Regions from separate parts of the Homo sapiens genome. Here region 2 is linked to region 1. A link is a loop called in an ENCODE intact Hi-C map of the cell type or tissue named here. Cell type or tissue: IMR-90. All regions are shown on one strand.

Region 1 (8,000 bases):
TAAAAATTATGGGAGCCTTGTTGGGACACAAAAATGTGCTTTTTATGTAGGTAAAATAACAGGTTTATGGAGAAAACATCTGCCAATGTATTCCTTCCAACCCTCCCCCAGACAATTCTGAATTAAAATAAATGCCCTTTGGGCTTCTCTATACTTAGAAGAGAGACAGATACTCACCACATTTGGGTTAAAAGGGGGAGTAATCTTCTTATTAATGAGATCATCCCAGTTAATTAAGGAGAAGAAGACATGACTCTTAATCTCCATCTGTTGATAAGAAACCCAAGATTAATTTAGACAGGTGCATTCAATAAGGGCAGGGAGGTCTAGTGCACGTCCCGGCCGGCCCAGGAGGACAGGAAAACATCACTCACGAAGTCATCCTTGGCCCCGAGCCGCTTTGTCCTGTCCTTCTGCAGGAGGCCCTCCAGGAGGTGTCTTGCGGAATTTGTAATATTTGGTTTCAGCTGGAGAGGCTTGTTCAGAATGTTGTCGTACATTTCAGCTGTGTTTCGGCTATAAAAAGGCGGCTGAAAGAAGGGGAAAATTACTTTAGACTTAATTGGAAGTTTCATATGGCACACATTACCAGTAGAGAAAAAGATATAAACGGCAATAAATATTAGGCTCGATTTGAGAAACTCTCCCCACCTCAATGCTTTCTTTTCCCTTGCTATTTAAGTGTCTACTTTGCAACCCGTGTGTGTGTTTGTGTGTGTGTGTGTGGAGGGTGAGGGGGTAGATGTTAATAAGTGGTAGTTTTTCACCACCACACAGGTTCAATGTGGTCCTATCTAGTAAAATGTGAAATGCACAAAAGAACCAGGTAAGTGATTATTCTTATGAACTATAAAATAACCAATATGCCTCTTAGCTGCTTTTGATAAGCGTACTGGTAAGGGCAAGACACCATGGCCAAGCATGGGCTGTGTGAAGGCAATATTGTAGGGAGCAGGCAGTGTTCCATGGTTCCCAATGTGCCACTCACCAGGCCATACAGCATCTCATACAAGACAGCTCCCAGGCACCACCAGTCCACAGTCCTGTCATAAGGCTGCTTATGAAGCACCTCAGGTGCGAGATACTGAAAAACAGACCAGGGAAACAGCGTTTAGAACCTGCGAAAGCAAGCAATCCCACGACCACACATTTAGTTTGAAAAAGCTGAGAGACCCAGAGCCAGCTTGGAAGATAGATATCTTTAGATTCCTTCCTGATAAAACTGCTGGACTTTTTGAGGGTGACTGGCTACCTATGTGTACTGACATTTAGGAAACTGCTGGGCACTTGATATCTCTTACTTAGGGATTTAGAAAGTTTTTATGATGCAGATCTTACTTACAAACAGCTACTTTTCAGTAAAGGAACAGAAGGACTTGGGATTTCTCATGCTACATCAAACAGCAAATGTATTTTATTTGCACTGAACTGTATTAAGAAGTCTCTGAGAGGAGTTTACTCTTTTTGGTAGTTAAGTGCATGATTGTACATCTCTCTCTTGGAAGGCGGGGGTAAACCAGGCACCAAACCAAGACAGCGCCTACCTCCGGCGTGCCACAGAAGGTGGATGTTGTGCTGTTGTGTTCAATGTTCTCCTTGCAGAGTCCGAAGTCAGTAAGGACAATGTGTCCCTGTGAATCTAGCAAAATATTCTCTGGTTTTAAGTCTCTGTAAAAAAGTGAATAGAAAAGTAGTTGCACAAGTTAATTTCACTTCATAAGATATCCTCTTAAAGATAATTGCTAAAGGTATTAGAGGCATTTTAGGTTCACTGTAGTTGTGTAGTGAAGAAAAAAGGGAGCCCTTGTTCTGCTCATCTATTCTGGATTAGGCACAATCCTACTTGGCTGGTTCCCCCTTGGCACTTAAGTCAAGCCAGCTCACGTGCTAGGGGATCTGGTTTTAGGCAACCAAGTTGCAAATAAACACAAATTATTTTAAGGCCCTATGAAACAGCCAGTGCTACGTCTCCTTTATACCAAAACTGGTAGCCTGAAGAGCTCTCAGGCTTACCTATAAACGATGTTCAGTGAATGCAGGTAGCCCAAGGCACTGGCTATTTCAGCAGCATAGAAACGAGCCCGTGGTTCCAGGAAGCAGCGTTCCCTCTGGAGATGGTAGAACAACTGCAGGAGACAGAACAAAGTCATTCTGGGTTGCAAATGAATTTAATTAGTTTTGACATACACAGCAAAAGAACAACTGCAGGAAGTGGCCCCAAGTAATCTATTAACTATAAACCTGACAGGTTGAAGGAAATGCTAATTCTGGTAACATTCTCCCCACCAAAAATCTTTGAAAACTTTTTTCTCAAACTAAAACAAAGCAGGCTGTGCAGAGACACTAAGAGTTGACTTCTATCCCCCCTGCTCACCTCTCCACCATTAATGTAGTCTAGGACAAAGTACAATTTGTCAGCAGTCTGGAAAGAGAAGTGAAGGCCCACCAGGAAAGGGTGCTTCACATTCTTCAACAGAACATTCCGCTCCGACATAATATGCTTCTCCTAGGAAAATGACGATTCAGATTTAGTGGCATGTTTCAACTTGGCACCAACATTCCAGAATCAAGATTATTCAAGGAGTGTCTACCGCCAATGCCAGCCCCATCAAGCACATCTCATACCTCTTTCTTTTTCAGGATTGCTTTCTTCTGTAAAACTTTGACTGCATAGAACACTTCTTCTGCCTTGTGTCTTGCTAGAAGAACCTGAAATTTCAATTTAAAAAAATCATTTTTCTATCCTCATCCAGGGAGAATACAAAAGAGGACATGAAGGAAGTGTACCAAAAGATCTTCAGATTTGAAATTACCTTTCCAAAACTGCCCTTTCCGATCACTTTCAAGAAGTGAAAGTCAGATGGTTTAGCATGAGGATTGGACGACGGGCCAAGGTTGATTTGCTGAGAAGGACTTGGCTAGAAAAAAAAAAAAAGAATTTCTTTTAATACCATTGCTTCAAAGGAAGACATCTATAACATAAACGATGTAGAAAATGTTACATCTACAAATGACTGATGCAAATGACCATACATCTATAAACATTCAAAACTACATTTCATCACATTTCAAATGAGTATGGAAACTGCACACAGTCATGTTGTTTCAGACAGATAAAACCTTTTTATGAAATATGCCTTTTAAAATAACCACTTTGGAGGTAAAATATGCCCAGGAAAAAAATAAAATAATACTCTGACTCAATACTTAAATATTTATATCACTTGTTATGCCATAATGAAGCATTCCTGCCTTGATACTAATTTCTAGAAATGCTATTTTAATCCATTAATGTAGGAATACTAACTGACTCCCTTACAGTTCTCCACAGATGCACGGCACATACAAAAACTTACTGGAGGAGAAGGGTTGGCATTCATAAGCTCAGGCTCCTGAGGTTGGGAGATCTTCAAGATGGACTGAACTTCAGGGCTGCAGGGAATAAAGGGCACGATTTAGAATCCAGCTCGCCACTAGGGGGCACACCAACATCAAAAGTGAGTTTCTGGCTCTACCGACTTCTACCCGGATAATTCACTGTTTAAACTGAAAATACCCCAATACATTAGTCAGTTAAAGAAAATAATAAACCCCATTAAATACAGAAATAAGGATTGTTGCTCATGGAGAAAGGCCGTGAATTCGGCCAACACGAACCATTTATCTTACATCTCCAGTTCAAGCCAAATCAGCAAATTAACTTTAATGTTTAAAATGTGTCAAATATATTAGAATTTAAGGAGAAATGAGATCCCCACCCCAGAAGAAGTCTTCGCCTTCCCGATAAACGCCGTGATGAGAATGTTTACCGCTGGCAAATTCAAACTATACTAGTTATTTCCTCAAATCCGGTCAAACTTACTGTTTGCATGCATAGGAGTTATTGGCAATCTTCTGAATAAAGTCGTTCAGACCCATCCTCCTCTGCTTCATGAAAGCTGTGGATGAAGGAGGAGAAATAAAGAAACGTTTAGACGGCTTCATAACGTCCGGCGCCACACACACTAATCTGATCCGGGACTTTCAAAAAATTTCCACTTTGCGTCTCCTGGAGCAGAAGTCCCGCAAGATTCCTGCACTCACCGATGAGAATTGCCACCATGCCCCTCATCCTGGAGTAAGTGAGGGTGCCCTTAGCAGCCTCAGTTTTCACCGTCATCACCACCGCGGGGAGACAGAAAGACGTTAGCGCTCAAAGACCGGCTCGGCGTATGCTGCGCCAGGCCGCGCGCTCGGCCTTATAAAAAAGGCACCGCCGCGGGGGCGGGGCCTGCGCGACAGTGAGAAGTGGCCCCGCCCTTCGCCTCGCCCCTCGCCCCGCCCCGGCCGCCTCGCGGTTTGCTGGCGGCTACGCTGCCTGCGGCGGGCGGTTCTGTCCCCATTGAGAGGGCGAGCCCCGGGCGGGGGCGCGAGGACCGCCCGGGGACGGCCTGGCGCAGGGCCGTTATCAGTCTCCATCGGCTCCTGGGGCAGGAGAGAGAGAACGCGCCGGCGGAGGGCGCGGGGAGGGCCGGAGAGCCCGGGGTAGTTTTCCACCTCTCTCATTTATTCCGCCGCCGGAGAAAGCCGGGTTCGCAGCGCCGAAGCGCTTCCCGGCGGGTGCGCGGCGGCCACGGTGGCTTCGCTCACTGTCCCTGCAGATACCCTCTCCCCGGCCAGGCGCCGTCCTGCGGCCGGACTCCCACCCTCCTCCCCAACCCGAGCCGGCGGTGCGCGCCACCCTCCGGGGTTTATCCCTGGGGCGCAGGCCTGCGCGCGCGACCTCGCCCGCCAGGTCCTCCCGTTCCCGCCGCCGGGACCCCGGCCCCGAGAACTCCGACGAAAGCCGGCCCCTGCCTCCAAGCCGCTCTGGGGAAGTGAGCCAAGCCCCCAGCGGGGCCGGCGGCGGCGCTTACCCAGTCCGCTCAGCAGGAAGGACTCGCTCCTTTTCTGCGCCTCGGCCCTCTTTTTGTGGCGGGGCCGCAGCAGGGACTCGAGCCGGGCTCTGGCCAGCGCGCCCTGCATCTCCCCCATGGGCAGCGGGCGGCGGGGCGCGCGGCAGACGAGAGCGACCGGCGAGCACTGACGTTTCCTTGAAGGAGCCGCCGTGACTCAGGCCGGGCAAGATTTCCTGCCCCGAGTCCCAAAACAAACAAATGGCCCTTGTGCACGGTCGGGTCGCTTCCGAAAACGCCTTTTTTGTGCTTTTGGCCAAAACCAAGCAAGGCTGAAAAATCCCAGAACTTGGAAGAGGAGGAAGGAAGGAAAGAAAGAGGGAAAAGGGGGAGGGAGAGGTCAGGAATGTGGAGGGGAGGGGGCGGAAATAAAAGTCGTCTCTGCACTAAAGGAAGAAGTACAATCTGCATTTCACTTTTTTTTTTCTGAAGTAATCTCTGAGAACATTTTGTCCGTTCCGCATGTAATTTTTTTCCTTGCATTTTTAATCTCTGCCATGCCAAGAACACGTGAGGAGGTAACAAGCGAAGGGAGGGGTAGCTTTGCCCGGGGGCAGACCTGGCGTGAACCGGGCATCCTCGATTCCTCTGTGGGGCCTGCTCCTCTCCCGCTGTCCCACCTGAAAACCCTGCAGGTCATGATACATGGTCTTAAAATCGTCCCTACCCTCCCTGGGTTTAACTCAAGGCTGCCCCAGGGCTTCTTAGTTTTGCCACCTCGCTCGCTCTTTATGTGAGTCCCACATAAACTGTGACTTTATCCTGAAAGATTAGCCGGGTGACTCCGCTGCAGAAGGCAGGGAAGAGAGGGAAGCTCGAGGCGGCGGCCCGGGCTCTGCAGAACAGCGATGCCGGTGCCTTCCAGTAACCCCGCGGCTGGGGGATGTCTGGGAGCCGCAGCCTGACCGCCGGCGCGGGGACGTGAGCCAGTGCTGGCCGGGAAGCCGCGAGCACGGCGACTGGGCCCGGAGCGGGCAGTTACAAGTTACCACTATTCGCAGGGCCAGGTACCTGGCGCTCGCTGTTGCTGTCTGCGGTGGCTGCCCTGCCATGACCTCTTGCTACCAAAGGCTCTGCCATTTTAAAGTTGCCTACTGGATCTGGCACAGTCCCGAAATACCAGCTGTCAAACCAGGAATAGCATGTGAAACGCCTTTTCCTTGGTCTTGGGCAGGGGTTTGTTTTGCAGGCAAAACCACCCCCACTTGCCCTAAAGTGAGCTCTAGTCTCAACTCCTTGGTTTGCTTTGTTGCAACAGCCCCAAACCGAGAGAAGGGAAACACATTCTCTCTCCTGGAGTCTGGCTGGGAAAGTTTGCTCAGTGCCCACACTTATAAAAAGCATTTACTGGGGCCGGGCGCAGTGGCTCACGCCTGTAATCCCAGCACTTTGGGAGGCCAAGGCGGGCGGATCACGAGGTCAAGAGATCGAGACCATCCTGGCTAACATGGTGAAACCCCGTCTCTACTGAAAATAGAAAAATTAGCCAGGCGTGGTGGCGTGCGCCTGTAGTCCCAGTTACTCGGGAGGCTGAGGCAGGAGAATCGCTTGAACCCGGGAGGCGGAGGTTGCAGTGAGCCGAGATCACGCCACTGCACTCCAGCCTGGCAACAGAGCGAGACTCCGTCTCAAAACAAACAAACAAACAAAAACAAAACAAAAACAAAAACAAAAAAAACACTAGTACCTGAAATTGACATGCCAACCTAAAGCAATGTTTAGGCAATTTCAAATCACAGTAACTGGCCCATGTCTGCTTCCTCTTGCAGGGAATCTTCATAGAATGTGACTTTGTTATTGCCAGTGCCACCCGTATGTCATGTCCCACCATTCAACTAGCCTAGCCCAGCCTAGCTCTGCTCCCACCTGGTTCCTTTCCCTCTTGAGAGAGCAAATTTTGCTCAGGCTGCCCAGAAACATCAACCTGCACACAGACTTTTGCATGTTTGTTTTCAAACATTAAATTAAGAAACCTACAACCAGAGACCCTCTCCTACACCCCACCTTATGTGCCTTCCCCATGCCAAGTAACCCCAAATCCTTTGAGGCATCTGCAAAATATAGTACGGTAAGTACGAACCTTTCAAAGGGGGTTTTATAGCTTCTTCTTTCATTCTTCGGGTTGCCCAAGGATATGCAGGTTGGGGATTACTTCTGGAGGCTGGAGGTAGAGCCCAGTTATGGCTGGAATAAGCCTCCCTGCTACATGCCTCTGATAAGCTGGAACTCTGAGATGACATGAGAGCACGAGCCAGAGACGGCTATCCCTGTTCTGTTATGAACCCCACTTTATATCAAGGCAATTTAAGTACAGGAAGGGAGCAAGCTGCAAAGTTCAACACTGGGCCATTTATTCTCCCCATTGCGACATCACTCAGAAAATTACAGTCATCAGTGTCCTAGCTTTATTACACCCCCAGCACGCACACAAGAAATGTAACTTAACTGATTATCCTCACAAATCAGTCCGGAAAAAATTCAAAACACATGCACAGGATTTATTTTCTCAGAGGCTCTGTGGCATGCATTCCGGGAGGAACGTGGCATTCAGGTCGGAGGGTTCTACGCGGAATAGAGAATAGATGCAACCGTATGATTTGTGGTTGGAAAAGAAAGGGAACGTCTGATGTGCTCCTTCCTCCCCTACCCTAATGTTCAGCACTTGGAGACGGATGGTCGGCTAAACTTATCATTTAACCGAGAGAATCAAGTTGTTGAGACTGGCTTTTCTTCCAACCGGATACGTGATGGGTGGAGCAGGCGCCCCCTGTTCTGTCCCAGCAACCTACTAAGACTTCCGAACAGGAAGGTGACACACGGCGGAGGGGTGCTTGAGGGGAGGGGGAGACGGGGGAGCTGTGTGTGACGCGCGCCTGTTAACACTGCACAGGCATTAGGTTGCCCTGTAGCTGCTATTCAAACTCTTGATCTGTTCTTCCTTCCTGTCGCCAGCCTCTTTCTTTGGTCCAGATAGTCCTCCTACTGGGAGGAATCCGGCCCCTTTCCTCATACTCCCTGGTGGCGAAGTGGTCCGAGTAGCCTCCCGAACTGTTTGTAAATGCAACC
Region 2 (8,000 bases), 770 kb after region 1:
TACAAAGAATGGGATTAGACTGTGAGGTCTTTTGTAGGGGAGGAACATGGGAAGGGTCGGCACATTTAAATGATATACCCCGCCCCACCCCCTCCACCTCGAAGCCTGGGAGCTCCATAGATGACAAATCAGAGTCCTAGGCTGGGAGGCCTCATTCCTCTGGAGGACCCTGGGATCGTAAGGCCCAGTGCCGTTCCCTAAACAGCCTCAGTTTTGAGCCTTCATCTTCCTCGTGGAGTAAAGAACTGGCTAGGGTTTACTGGAAGTTAATGTGTATGTCTGTGCTTCTAAGAAAGGTGTTCCGAAGCGGGAGAGAGGGACGGACTCTTACCCACCGGGCATTCTGTGGATACAGGAGAGCCCAGCAGTGCCTCTCTATGGGCTGAAAGGCAGCAAGGAGACCAACTAGAAAGACAGTGAGTCTGTCTCCCCCACCCAGCACTCCTGCCCTGGCCGTGGGGTGACATAGCAAAAAGACCTCACATTAAGGGGACTTCTCACAGGAGGGCTGCTGGGGTCTCCTGCCTGCTGCCTTCAAACAGTGCCAGCCTGTGCCTGTGCGGAGCTACAGCCCAGAACAAAACCAGGAGCGCATCCTGAATGCGGCCAATAAACTATTAGCAGAAAAAGAACAAGGAGCAAACGTGTGAACCTTGATATGCTAGGAAGAGGCCATATTGTATTAGCTTTCCAGTAGCAGTCCCAAAGGCAGGAAAAACTGAAGGATGTATATTTAGATCTCTTGAAATCGGGCTACTTCTACTAGGTATTCTATAGCCAAGCAAACTGTAGGTGTACCTAGCAATATTCTTATTGTCATCAGGATTAACTTGTGATTCAAGATTTTATTTTATTATTATTATTATTATTTTATTTTTTAATTTATTTTTTTGAGACGGAGTCTCACTCTGTCGCCCAGGCTGGAGTGCAGTGGTGCAATCTCGGCTCACTGCAAGCTCCGCCTCCTGGGTTCATGCCATTCTCCTGCCTCAGTCTCCCAAGTAGCTGGGACTACAGGCGCCCGCCACCACGCCCAGCTAATTTTTTGTATTTTTAGTAGAGACGGGGTTTCATCGTATTAGCCAGGATGGTCTCGATCTCCTGACCTCGTGATCCACCCACCTCAGCCTCCCAAAGTGCTGGGATTACAGGCGTGAACCACCACACCTGGCCCCAACTTAAGATTTTAATTGACTCTCTGGAGCAGGCAGGTGTCTTTGATTTGATGGGGCTGTTTAAGTCTGCGTCACTATTGTGCTGCCAGTCGCCCACCCTGGGGAGTGGAACTTGCCTGCAGTAGCACCGTTCTGGTGTTGAAGACAGGAAGCAGGGTGAGGGAACCCTGTGGGTGGAGGGGATTTCCCAGACAAGGATCAGAAAGACAAAGCCCATGATGTCACTGGAATCGATTGTGCTGCTGAGTGGAAGATTTCTATAAACTATAGGTTTGCTCCAACTCTGTGCCTGCCCCCCAACCCCAACACCTAATTACCTGCTTTATCCAGGAGTTTGCACAACATCCACGCAGTCACTGAAGTCAGCTCACTGGGCTTGGCTATCACAGTGTTCCCTGCAGCCATCGCTGGAGCTATCTTCCAGGTCAGCAAGTAGAGTGGCAAATTCCAGGGGCTGATCAGACCAGCTAAGGGATGAGAGCAGAAGCACTGCCTGTGACGGCATACCCCTCTGAGGTGGACTGGCCAAGTGGGGTTATTAACGCAAAACTCCTTCATGCTGCAGAAAACTTAGCTTACTCTTCTAACTTCTTCCCAAGCTTTGCTTATTTGTAGCCACTTTCAGGGAAATAATTCTAAAATATATTCCAAGCAACTGTATCTTTTAAAACAGAGTAAAGTCAATATGATTTCCCCATTTCTTGGCAGTTCATGATTATGAACAACAGCAATATAAACTCCAGAGCTAAAGAGTTGTCACCTATCATATACCCAAAGAAATATAAATCATTCTATTATAAAGATACATGCACGCGTATGTTCATTGCAGCACTTTGCTATTCACAATAGCAATAGCAAAGACATGGAATCAACTCAAATGCTCATCAATAATGGATTGGATAAGAATATGTGGTACATATACACAATGGAATACAATGCAGCCATAAAAAGGAACGAGATCATGTCCTTTGCAGGCACATGGATGAAGGTGGAAGCCATTATCCTTAGCAAAGTAACACAGAAACAGAAAACCAAACACCTGCATGTTCTCACTTATAAGTGGGAGCTGAACAATGAGAACACATGGACACAGGGAAAGGAACAACACACAGCAGGCCCTGTCAGGGGAGAGTCGGGGGGAAGAGCATTAGGATAAAGAGCAAATGCATGCTGGGCTTAATAGCTAGGTGATGGGTTGATAGGTGCAGCAAACCACCATGGCACACGTTTACCTATGTAACAAACCTGCACGTCCTGCACGTGTACCCTGGAACTTCAAAAAAAAATAAAAAATAAAAAAACAGTTGTCACCTGTCACTAAACAGTTCCAGAATGTGACGCATTTTGAGATTTATAGACTGAGCTTTACTTTTTCAAAAATGTCTCCTTCCCCATTATTTTAACGGTCTGGCTGTTATTTCTTCTAACATGTTTCTTTACCTTTACTTCAAATCTGTCATGGGTTGAGACATAAAATCTCAAGCTTTATATAATTATTCATAAAATAGGGGCCAATGAGTTCTGAGTGTTCCATGTGAGGGCCCTCCTATCAGTAAAGCCAATAACCTTTGGTGCATGGACTGTGACATCCATTTTGGCTATTTAGAATATTTTTAAATAAAAATTCTCTCTAGATTGTCACTTGTATCCTGACCAGATAGATTTGCTGGATGAGTAACGTAACCAGCAGCTAGAATGTGTCTCCATGCAATATTCTGAACCTATCCAGGTTTCCAATCACAAAACAAACAAATATAAAAATCTACCTTCTGAAAGGAAATTGATTCACCTTATTTTATACTCTTCCCTCAAGCCTGTGCTATGAAAGTAAATGCATCTTTTATATTATTAAATTTCCCACTGAAAAATCCATTCTTTAGGGGATAAAAATATTTTTGCAGCAAAATATATTAGCACACTTCCTAGGAGGAGGTAGAGCTTTCCACAATGCCTTGAAAACATAATTTCTGAAGGTTTCAAGTAACCAAAGCAATGAGATGTCCCAATTGTTTTCCTTTTAGCTTATATTCATAAAATGTAATAAGCTAAAAAGATGATTTTTTTCTCCGAGGAAACAGTGACATCTGGTGGAAGGTTTTAGTCATCACAGACATTTATTTATACGTTCTTCCAAAGGTCAAGAGGCAAAGGAATGCATGAAGTAAGATAATTCTCAGTAGAGGCTTATTTATCACACACCTGGCACCATACTACATGCCCTACACTTATTAATTTATTTAATGTACATAAATAGTTCTTTCTTTTTTTTTTCTTTTGAGACAGAGTCTCGATCTATCACCCAGGCTGGAGTGCAGTGGCACCATCTCAGCTCACTGCAACCTCCGACTCCCAGGTTCAAGTGATTCTCCTGCCTCAGCCTCCCAAGTAGCTGGGACTACAGATGCATGCCACCACGCCCGGCTGGGTTTTTTTGTTTTGTTTTGTTTTGTTTTTTTGAGACCGAGTCTCACTCTTGTCGCCCAGGCTGGAGTGCAATGGCACAATCTCAGCTCACTGCAACCTCGGCCTCCTGGGTTCAAGCAATTCTCCCTGCCTCAGCCTCCCAAGTAGCTGGGATTACAAGTGCCCGCCACCACATCCAGCTAACTTTTTGTATTTTTAGTAGAGATGGGGTTTCGCCATGTTGGCCAGGCTGGTCTCGAACTCCTGACCTCAGGCGATCCGCCAATCTTGGCCTCCCAAAGTGCTGGTATTACAGGCATGAGCCACCGCGCCCGGTGAATTTTTGTATTTTTAGTAGAGACGGGGTTTCACCATGGTGGCCAGGCTGATCGAATTCCTGACCTCAGATGATCCTTCTGCCTCAGCCTCTCAAAGTGCTGGGATTACAGGCGTGAGCCACTGCGCCCAGCCTGATTTTTCCTTTTTTAAATATAAGTAGAAAAAAAAATCCTGGCATGTGAATTTACATATTTACTCTTAGCATCATTCTTTTCCCTATGATTTTCCAGATAAGTCATGAACATGAGGCCTGGCGTGGTGGCTCACGCCTGTAATCCCAGCACTTGGGGAGGCCGAGGCGGGAGGATAACTTGAGGTCAGGAGTTTGAGATCAGCCTGGCCAACATGGGTGAAACCCTGTTTCTACTAAAAACACAAAAATTAGCCGGTGTGGTAGCTCGCACCTGTGGTCCCAGGTACTCAGGAGGCTGAGACTAGAGAATCACTAGAATCCGGGAAGCAGAGGTTGCAGTGAGCCGAGATCATGCCACTGCACTCCAGCCTGGGCGACAGAGCAAGACGCTGTCTAAAAAGAAAAGCAGGGAATTTGACACAAAGAAAATAAACTAGAAATAGATCTTTGAGGCCAATGGATTTTAGAAAAGAAAAATATCAGCTCTTCCTTTTCTTTAACCTGTTCCTTGAGGACAATGCCATAGAATGTTGTGAGCATCTGCAAGCATAACCGGGAGGTGGGCTCTCACTGAACAGCACTCACCGACTCCCACCGGGGCCCGCACCGTGTAGTGCATGCAGCCCAGGTGGTCCATCTGCGTGCACTCTGACGTGTGGTGCAGGCTGGAGGAAGCGAAGAACCTGAAGTTCTGCACAGACCGGGGAATGTCCATGGTTCTTGCCAGTGCTAAGGTTTTCCCTGTAAGAAGCAAACAACATAAAGCACTATCAGCTAATGGGGACACTCTATCCATCAGCTTCCACTGCCCACGCGTCCCAACTCACACTGAAACAGCCTGGATTCCTTCTAGCCCGGGGCAGGCATTCCTTGACCTCACAAAGACTTGATCATGGTTTGATAAAACCATACAATATTTAGGTATAAGGTTGGAAACTGAGGTGGGGGGTTAAAATTGAGTCAATAATCTTTGTTCTGTGAACTGAACACATCATTCTCATCACCAGTTTGCCAGATGCTACCACTTCACCCACACAAACTCTTGCAATTCAAAATCACCAGGCTTTGTACCTGCGACAAAGGCATTGAAATACGGGTGTTAGGACAGTTGTAATTGCACAGCACAAAACGAAACACTTTTATACACATGTAATGTGTATTTCATGACCTCCCCACACATGGTAGAGTCATCAGAAGAGCGGCTGGGAATGCCCTGGCACGGGATGCTGTGTGGCACCTGCTTGCCCATCACATGCCCTGCACGTCCTAGCTCCTGGATGGAACAGAAAGAGAAACAGAAGCTTACCTAGACTGCTACTGAGTTCTCTTTAGCGATGCAGGGAGCCTGGCCAGGAACACCAGCAGAGAACTATTTTCTTTTTAAGGGCTTGGACTCAGGCTGCTTTCTGATTTTTGATTGGTTTATGGCACACATGTAATTTTTAAAACTCTTGGCTTATCTTAACAGATATTCTTGCAAAAATTTACAAATATTTACTCCATTACTCTGACCTCTGGGAAAGAGTGGGAAAAAAAAATGAGATGTGTCGGGAGTGGAATGGTGACTGACATATCAGAAAACATCCTAAATAATCTGACTGCATAACTGCTTTTCAAATTATCTTTGCTTTGAAATTCTCTGCTTAGAATGAGTAGGAGACTGCATGATCAGCCCTAGTTCTTCATCTCTCCCTATATCCATGCCCTTTGCTGTATATATTTGCACTTCCTTTCATCCAATGAACAGAGTATATTTCTTTGCCCCTCAGCTTTTGGATCCAGCCATGTGACTTTCTCTGGCCATCTGAATGAGACAGGGCTGGGCCAGCCACAAGTCCTGGCCTTCCCAGGCCTGGAGCAGGGGAGGGTTTGCTCTCCACTTCTACTATTGCCAGAGGAGCAGGCACATGGGCTGGCCTGATGGCCCCAAGAGGGATAACATGAATAATCAGAGATGCCCTGAGTCCCATGTTACAGTTAAGAGGCAACTCTCACCTTGGTCTTTAGACTCGGCCTGGGCAAACTCCTCCAGGGACTGCTCCAGCAAATCCGCCACCTGGTTCAGGACCCGTGAGCGCTCCTGGGGGCTGCGGGATGACCAGCTGGGAAAGGCTTCTCTGGCGGCCTTGACCGCGGCTTCGATCTTTGAGGAGCAAATGGGAGAAAGGGTCACCTTAAAGCTGTTAGTCCTTGGGGGATGGACAAAACCAGAATCCTCAGGTCTCCACACACCTCATTTTTGTTTTGTTTTGTTTTGTTTTTTAGATGGATTCTCACTCTGTAGCCCAGCCTGGAGGGCAGTGGCGCAATTTTGGCTCACTGCAACCTCTGCCTCCGGGGTTCAAGTGATTCTCCCACCTCAGCCTCCTGAGCAGCTGGGATTACAGGCATGTGCCACCATGCCCAGCTAATTTTTGTATTTTTTAGTAGAAAGGGGGTTTCACCATGCTGACCAGGCCGGTCTTGAGTTCCTGAATACAAGTGAACCACTCGCCTCGGCCTCCCAAAGTGCTGGGATTACAGGTGTGAGCCACTGCACCTGGCCCACCCTAATTTTGAATATTCAACATGTCCCAGTGCTGAGCCACCCACAAAGTAGATGACACAGGTGTTTACATGACCAGCAAAGGAGGGGTACCATAGAAACAAAGAAACGCGCTCCATTTCAACCAATGCATCCTGAATGTAGTAATCAGATCATTAGAAAGAAGCTATTTGAATTTTAACATATGTACATTTTCAATCACTTCAGAAACTAGAATTTTTAAAAATATTGTGGGCCAGGAGTGGTGGCTCATGCCTGTAATCTTAGCACTTAGGGAGGCTGGGTTGGGAGGATCGCTTGAGCCCAGGAGTTTGAGACCAGCCTGGTCAACATAGTGAGACCCTGTCTCTACACAAAGGTTTTTTAAAAAATTAGTTGGGCGTTGTGGTGCATGCCTGTAGTCCCAGCTACTCAGGAGGCTAAGGTGGGAGGATTACTTGAGCCCAGGAGGTAGAAGCTGTAGTGAGCTGTAATTGTGCCACTGCACTCCAGCCTAGGTGACAGAGTAAGACCCTGTCTCAAAAAAATGTATATGTTATACATATATACTATATATATATAGTATATATAGTATGTATATATTATATATACAGTAGAAGAAGAAAATTAATCTAGATATGTGGAATCTCTAAAGCTTCTAACTCAGCTCTGACATATCTTATAAAGTCTGAAATTTTGGGTGAAATCACATCCTCAGATTGTCATTTTCACTTGAAATGACTAATTATATTTATAATTTATTGACTAATTTTTATATAAGGGAATATGCTAAATACTTTACACAAATTATTTTTATTTAAGTCCTTTCAAAATTCTATAACATGAGTATTGCTATGCCCATTTTACAGATGAGAAAACTGAGACATAGAAACTCAAGCAATTTGCCATAGGTCACACAGCTAATAAGTGGCAGAATCAGGACTCAAACCCAGATTTTGGTGGTTCCCAGGACCACAGGTTGCTCTGCCTGCTGCCTGATTCTGCCCAGTGGAAGAGGCTTTATTGGAGAAGAGGAGATTTGTGGCTGGACAGATGGCTTGGGTACCTCCTTTTAGAGTTACATACAAAAGGAAACAATATATGTATGGGAAGGTATGGGCAGGGTCAACTCATGGCCAAAATGTTATGTAGACAAAATAATTTTCAAGTCCTCTTCTGCCTTTCTCTTCTCTCCGGCAATGTCTAAGTAATGCCTTCTCCAGAGATGACAAATCCCTAACCCATGTCTCACTCCTCTCCTTTCTCACATGCATGAAAAATTATTATAATCACAGCTGTCTTCCACCACCGGGCCCTGGCTCAGACTCAGAATCCTTTTCCATAGGCTTCTGGCAGCCGTGAGCATCTTTTTTGGGGCGCTTGACCCGAAGTAATCTAGCCGCCTGAGCCTGTGCTAGCCCTCATG

What was found. Peaks named below come from ENCODE experiments on the same cell type or tissue, not always from the same donor. Only the 100,000 strongest peaks of a DNase experiment are listed, where the experiment ranks them.
Region 2: a loop joins it to region 1, with 7 times the contacts of the local background. A loop is called at or near these places in 38 of 110 quality-filtered maps.

The regions. Positions count from the first base shown.
Region 1 is chr6:134,170,649-134,178,648 of GRCh38, forward strand. It overlaps SGK1 (serum/glucocorticoid regulated kinase 1), which reads right to left. Exons shown (of 14, transcript NM_001143676.3): 4 at 3,863-3,938; 5 at 3,357-3,432; 6 at 2,814-2,918; 7 at 2,626-2,709; 8 at 2,375-2,506; 9 at 2,014-2,126; 10 at 1,545-1,668; 11 at 989-1,084; 12 at 375-530; 13 at 178-267. Among named protein-coding and RNA genes, the nearest start is that of SLC2A12, 120 kb to the left of the region's middle. RefSeq lists silencers at 4,167-4,566, 4,677-4,956, 4,883-5,177 and an enhancer at 4,305-4,806. In IMR-90, CTCF peaks have their summits at 3,479 (motif pointing right) and 7,980; DNase peaks (open chromatin) are centred at 3,483, 4,283, 5,113, 7,953 and 1 weaker place; H3K4me3 peaks cover 7,348 bases; H3K27ac peaks cover 5,921 bases.
Region 2 is chr6:134,937,774-134,945,773 of GRCh38, forward strand. ALDH8A1 (aldehyde dehydrogenase 8 family member A1) reads right to left here. Exons shown (of 7, transcript NM_022568.4): 2 at 6,046-6,193; 3 at 4,636-4,791; 4 at 1,493-1,642. Among named protein-coding and RNA genes, the nearest start is that of ALDH8A1, 8.3 kb to the right of the region's middle. In IMR-90, a CTCF peak has its summit at 3,261 (motif pointing left); DNase peaks (open chromatin) are centred at 1,348 and 3,248; H3K27ac peaks cover 655 bases.